Regions from separate parts of the Homo sapiens genome. Here region 1 is linked to region 2. A link is a contact called in ENCODE Hi-C or POLR2A ChIA-PET data. All regions are on one chromosome and are shown on one strand. Each heading gives the region's core, a stretch centred on a gene start or an enhancer-like site at or near the end of the contact. The rest is flanking DNA. Distances are from core to core; before and after follow the strand shown.

Evidence for each region. A loop is a pair of places that touch in the nucleus more often than their neighbours do. ChIA-PET counts read pairs that join two places held with the same protein, here RNA polymerase II (POLR2A).
Region 1: a loop to region 2 is called in a map of cardiac septum, with 1.9 times the contacts of the local background. The contact joins two enhancer-like sites. A Hi-C loop is called at or near these places in 1 of 168 maps with a recorded cell type or tissue (cardiac septum). POLR2A ChIA-PET finds 5 or more read pairs at or near these places in 1 of 52 experiments (activated CD4-positive, alpha-beta T cell).

Annotation. Positions count from the first base shown.
Region 1 is chr10:78,755,296-78,758,122 of GRCh38, reverse strand. No RefSeq gene overlaps it. Among named protein-coding and RNA genes, the nearest start is that of ZMIZ1-AS1, 310 kb to the left of the region's middle. RefSeq lists enhancers at 1-528, 1,168-1,806. Within about 2 kb of position 1,307, at least 20 of the 41 ENCODE cell types and tissues checked have a DNase peak (open chromatin) inside an H3K27ac peak, as active enhancers do.
Region 2 is chr10:78,542,412-78,545,111 of GRCh38, reverse strand. No RefSeq gene overlaps it. Among named protein-coding and RNA genes, the nearest start is that of LINC00595, 280 kb to the right of the region's middle. RefSeq lists an enhancer at 1,049-1,550. Within about 2 kb of position 1,276, at least 15 of the 41 ENCODE cell types and tissues checked have a DNase peak (open chromatin) inside an H3K27ac peak, as active enhancers do.

The DNA of each region.
Region 1 (2,827 bases), core at 58-2,557, 210 kb before region 2:
GACTGTCCCGAGGGGGAGTGAAATATAAAGATGACCTATTTACGAATCCATCCTTTACATGCTTGTCTTTGTTCACTGTCTTGATATCGGTGTTCCCACTGTGCCTCCACGGCCTCCTGCCTCCTGTGTTCTTGGCTCCTTCTCAGCCTGGCTGCCTGGCCCTCACCCTGAGCCTGGGGAGAAGTCAGGACCTTTCACTTGCCGGCTCTGGGTTATACGATGATCTTCTGTTCCCAGGATTCAGCCTTTTGCCTAACAGGAGGACCAGGAAGTGAGAAAAAAAATTAAACAGCTTTGGGCTGGCTTTGGGAGGAGTGGCAGGGAGCTCCCTCCAGCCTCCTGTGAAATGGGTGTGCTGGCTTTATATTTCGAGAGAATGCTGTCGGACGAACGGGTAAAGGGCTGACTCATCAGTTGTTAATGGCCCTAACACCCAGCATCTGCGAGCCCTCCTGGGACGTCGTCGTAGGGTGATTTGCTTTTCAGGGCTCTGACATCAGAGGCCTTGTCTCTGTCTGCTGGAGTGTGTCATGCTCTCGCTCTTCGCAGGAAAACTGCTTAATGCTATGGCAAAAGAAAAGTAATAAAATATTCATTTGCCAAGGCTAGAGGGTGGAAGCTATCGAATCCTCCAGGAGAAGGAGTCCTAAATTAAAGACACGCACAGACCCGGATGAAAGCACATGGCCACACAGCAGACATTCTTAGGCACACAGCACGTATAGGAAAAACAGCCTCCCATGTACCCAAAAGCATCTGCCTGTGCACACACAAAGCCCTGCGTGTGCAAGCACACATGTACCCATCACACACCTATGCAATACACAAGCCTGCACTAACGACACACCCACGTCACGATGTGAAGACACACGCACATTGCACAAGCCTGTGGAACCCTGCTCCATACACACACACGCACACACCTATACCTATTCCCTCACCGTTGTAATTAAAAGTGACATCTTCCTAGCTCATCTACTGGGGGCGGGAGAGCCCATCAAACCGGCCCTGACTTTTGAACAATAGCCGCCTGTCTGGCTGTCCCGAGGAAGCCTGGCTCTGTCAGGCAGAAAGCAGATGCCGTGCTGGGGGAAACAGGGGAAGTGTGACTCAGAGGTGAGTTACACAACTTGGTTCTGCCTGTCTGCTGTGCCCAGGAGGAGGATGGGGGAAGCTAGCAAATGGGAAAGCTGAGAGGCTGCTGCACTTCTGGAAGTTTCCACATCATCAGCCTGGAGGAGGCTGAGGCTCCCCGAGGGTGGCATGAGGAGGCTGCTGCGCTGTCATGAGCAGGAACACATGTGCTTGATCACATGGGGCGCCTTCCCTCAGAGGGAGGGGTGCTGTGGCTGTCACCTTCTCGCTAAGGTTATAGCCTTCCGCTGACCTGCTCCTGCCCATCTGGCCTGCTGCCACAGGGCACCACCACGCCTATGTAGACAACAGGTTGGCCCCAGGCTTGGGTTGTGGACACACAAGTTGGCCTGCATCTATAAAGATGCTGCCTACTGATGGTTCTAGAAGCCCTGACGGAGTAGCTTATAACTAGAGGATTGGTGCCCAGACCTGAGATTTTGGAAACGATCCCAGCTCACAGATTTCCTGAGAATGACAATGTCCTGGCTCCCTGGGATGTTTTTTTGTTTTCTGTTTTTTGTTTTGTTTGTTTGTTTGTTGTTGTTTTTTCATACCATCTATTCTACAAACATTGACCAAACATTGACTAAGGGCTAGGGCCTTGGGTAACATAGCTGGTTGCTGGAAGGATCTCACAGTCTGTGAGGGAGGCAGGCAAGGGCCAAAAGTGACTGCAATTTGCTCGTGGAGCAGCTGACTCTAACTGGTTTTGGAAGGTTGAGTTGGCTGGGTAAAGAAAGAGGTATGGATGTGAGTGGGTGGGAGATGGGAGGATAGGAGGGTGTCAAAGAGGGAGAGTTAAATTCTGAGGAGAGGAGTAGCATTCTCACAAAACTGCTTTCCTACACAGATCACTGTAGACCCGGGCTGGCAAAGTACAGCTCACAGGTCAAATCTGGTTCACTTTCTGTTTTTGTAAATAAAGTTTTATTGGAACCCAGCCATGCCCATTCATTTCTTATCTCCAGAAAACTTGAGTAGTCACAGCATGGCCCTCAAATCCCAAAATATTTATGATCTGAGTCTTTACAGAAAAAGTCTGTCTGTGTTCTAGACCCATCCATGAATTCTGGAACCCAACGCAGAATTCCAGAACCAATCACAAAATTTCTACAGCCTACTGTAGTAGTCCAGAATCCAGCATGGTTTTCTAGAGCTCCCTGGAAGAGTGACATTTGTATAGGGATTTAGAAGTTTACAGTGAGCTTTTGCATCAATTATCCCATTTAATCCTCCAACAAGCCTGTGTGAGGTTAATGGTAATTTTATCCCAATTTTGCAGATGAAAAAACTAAGACAAAGGGAAATTAAGGGACTTGCTGAAGACCGCATGGCTGGGAGACGGCTGAGGTCAGGCAGCCTGATTCTAACATTCCATGCTTTTTCCGCTGTATTATCCTACAGATGTTTCTCCGTCACACACTGCACTACTTAGCTGCCCTCCCTGACAGTCATTTCCCCCTTCTTTCTAACTCCCACTGCCACCGAGGAAGTCTTTGGAAGTCTTTTGTCCACTGTGGTGTGTTAGTGGGGAGACAGGGTTTGGAGAAGCATCAAATTTCCTTTCCGCATCTGTTTGCTGGTGCCCAGTGTACCCTGGGATGCTAACTAACAGTGACAGCTGATCTTCAATCGGCTGGCATGTGAGAAGAACCACTGGGTCAGGTAATTCCAGTTCACCTCTTCAGAA
Region 2 (2,700 bases), core at 27-2,526:
TGTCTATCTCAGCCCTGTTGGATCTAAGCTGCATTTTGCACCTGAGATTCTGGAGCCCAGGTCAGCAGCTGCCCCGCCCCGGGGTTATCTCCAGTAGTGCACAGGTGACACCTACATTGCATGTCCTTGGTCTTCACAATTCAACCAGGCATTGACTAGCAGTGGGAATGTGCTAAGGGAGCCATGCCAGGCAGGGTGTGCTTTTGTACAAACTGACTTAGCTTTTAAACAAAAACTGCTTTGGCCAGACATTTGTGTGCAAGCATCAGCTTACAGCAGGGAACAGCACTCTGTGGGCTCACGAAAAATATATGGAGGAGGCCAGATGGAGGTGTGCTGTGGCTGTGGCCTGCTGCATGGTGACAAAGGGCTGGAGGCTTTGAGTTTTGTTTGTTTTCCAAGTCCAGACCAGCAGTGGACGGGGAATCTGGAGGCCTGCTTCCTAGTCCCATGTCTGACACTCTGTTACCCAAGAACAAGGCTCCTGATGCCACAGGATCTCAATTTTCCTGTCTATGACACAGAGGGAGGTAGTGGATTACATGCTTTCTTGCCTCTGGCCTAAGCACGTTCCGATTATATGCCGAAGGAGGAGGCAAGACAAGATAAGAGGTCTCGCTTCAGCCGTTTCCTCCTTCAGGGTCTGGTCTGGGTCTCCTGATACCCAATACCAAGTGGTCCCCATCTACCCCTCCCCTGGTCCTGAAAGCTGGGGCTTTGTGGCAGGTAACACAACTTGCCTTGTGTTCTTCACTTGAGTGCTCTTGAGTTTCTGCTCCCCAGAAAGATCAGTTTCTTGCCAATGTCATCACTTTTAGCCAGCAGGGACCTATCAGCGGCTCCATCAGGCACTGGGGGCCCCAGCCCCCCTTGGCTTAAAGTCTGAGCCCTGGGAACACTGGGGAAACTTAATTCTCGAACACCTTCCACTCAAAGAGCCACTGTTCTGCAGAACCAGTGCTGGCCCCTGTATTTCAACAGCTTTCGGGTGGGTTTCCCACCCCAGACGTCGATAGGGCCTGAAACGCCTGTGAATGTATTGACCTGACTTCACCCGCAGGCTCAGTTTCAAAGGGTTGGCTGAGCTCTGAGCCCGCCCTCATTCCATCTGAGGCTCAGCTCCTGGAAACCTCAGGCTGGATCTCAGTTACTGGGAAGCCTTGCTCTGAATGTGGGTTTTCACTCAGTGTTTCCCGATGAGCCATTTCTTGTGGCAGGACGCCCACCTCTTAGGGGAAACAGCCTTCATTCTGGGAACTTCTTGCTTCATCTCTCCTTCTGTCTATGCCAGAGGTTGCTATGAAGGGGCATGCACTTAGCTGGCAGGAGAAACGGGGTGCAGCTGTGCCTGCCCTTCTTTCTCACTGCCACTGTGCCACCTTGGACGAGTCATTTCTCCTCTGTGGATGCCGGGTTCCCCCTGGGCTTATAGCAGTAGGTCTGCCTTTCTCATTGAGAGAAATAAAAGTGCTTTGTAAATAGGAAGCACTACGTAATGCTATTAGGGAATCCACTCAACAAGGAGTATTGGGGACTTTTTGCTATTTCCCTTCCTGTGACTGAGAAATTAGCAGGCACAGATTGTGAAAAACCAGCCGGCTCTTTGGAATTACAAATGTGCACACACCATCCCACTGAGCATCATTTTCAAAAGGCATATTAAGCAGCAGAGACCACAGGGGGGACCCATGTAAACAGGCCTCAGATCCTGGTGAAAAAGGCTCCCAGAAGCTGTCGTCTACTGAGCTGTTAGGGGCTGCTCCTGCTTTCTGCCCCCAACCCCGCAGCCCTGGCTGGTGAGAACTCATCTCCCAGGGAGAGGGTTCTGGTTCATGGTGAGGGGCAGGGTCCTGGTGCCATGCAGGGCTAGTGCTGCTCCAGGTCCACAGTGTGCCTTCAAGACCCAAATCCCCCAGGGCTTGAAGCTCTCCAGAACCTCACCCCCAGATACATCTCCCAATGTCATTGGCGGCACCCCATGTTTTTTCCTGTTACCCCACAGCAGGCCAGGGGGAATGTTGCCTGTACTGGACCAGTGAGGACGCTGAAGCCCCCTGAGTTGAATGAACTGGCTGAAGACGAGGCTCCCTGTTGTGGTGCTGGAATTTGACTTGGTACCCACTCCCAGCCCTTGCTGTTCCCTCCATGCTCCCTGCTCCCTGCAGATGCACAAATGAAGACCAAAGTCTTGAAAGAAGCTAGGGTCAAGCATCATTAAACCCAGGAGTCTTGTGCTGATACAAGGCAGGGTCTCTCCGGATGTTGAGGCATCATGGCTGTGTTGGGCGGAACCCCTGTTTGTCAGCAAAGGTTGTGGAAGCTCGTGCTCACTCCTAGGGGCCATGGTGATGCAGACAAGTGAGGTGCACTGTGTTTGCCTGAGCTGCTGCGGGCTGTGCTGGGCAGGCCACTCCTCCCTCCTGAGGTGACATCCCACATGACCAGCTTCACAAGGCAGCTTTCCTGAACATGGGTGAGGGGGTTCCGTGGGGGTGGGGACGCTGCCAGGGACTTCTAGGAAGCAGACAGCGTTCAGGGCTCAGCACCACCATCTCACTGCTGTGGAAGCAAGAAAAGGAGACTATAATTCAGCTCAGGGTGGCTAATGGACAGCTTCCCAGATAACAGACAGGAGGGGGAAGATTAATTCTGAAGCAGGAATAGATGTTATTTGGGAAGGGAAGGGCATTCAAGGCAGAG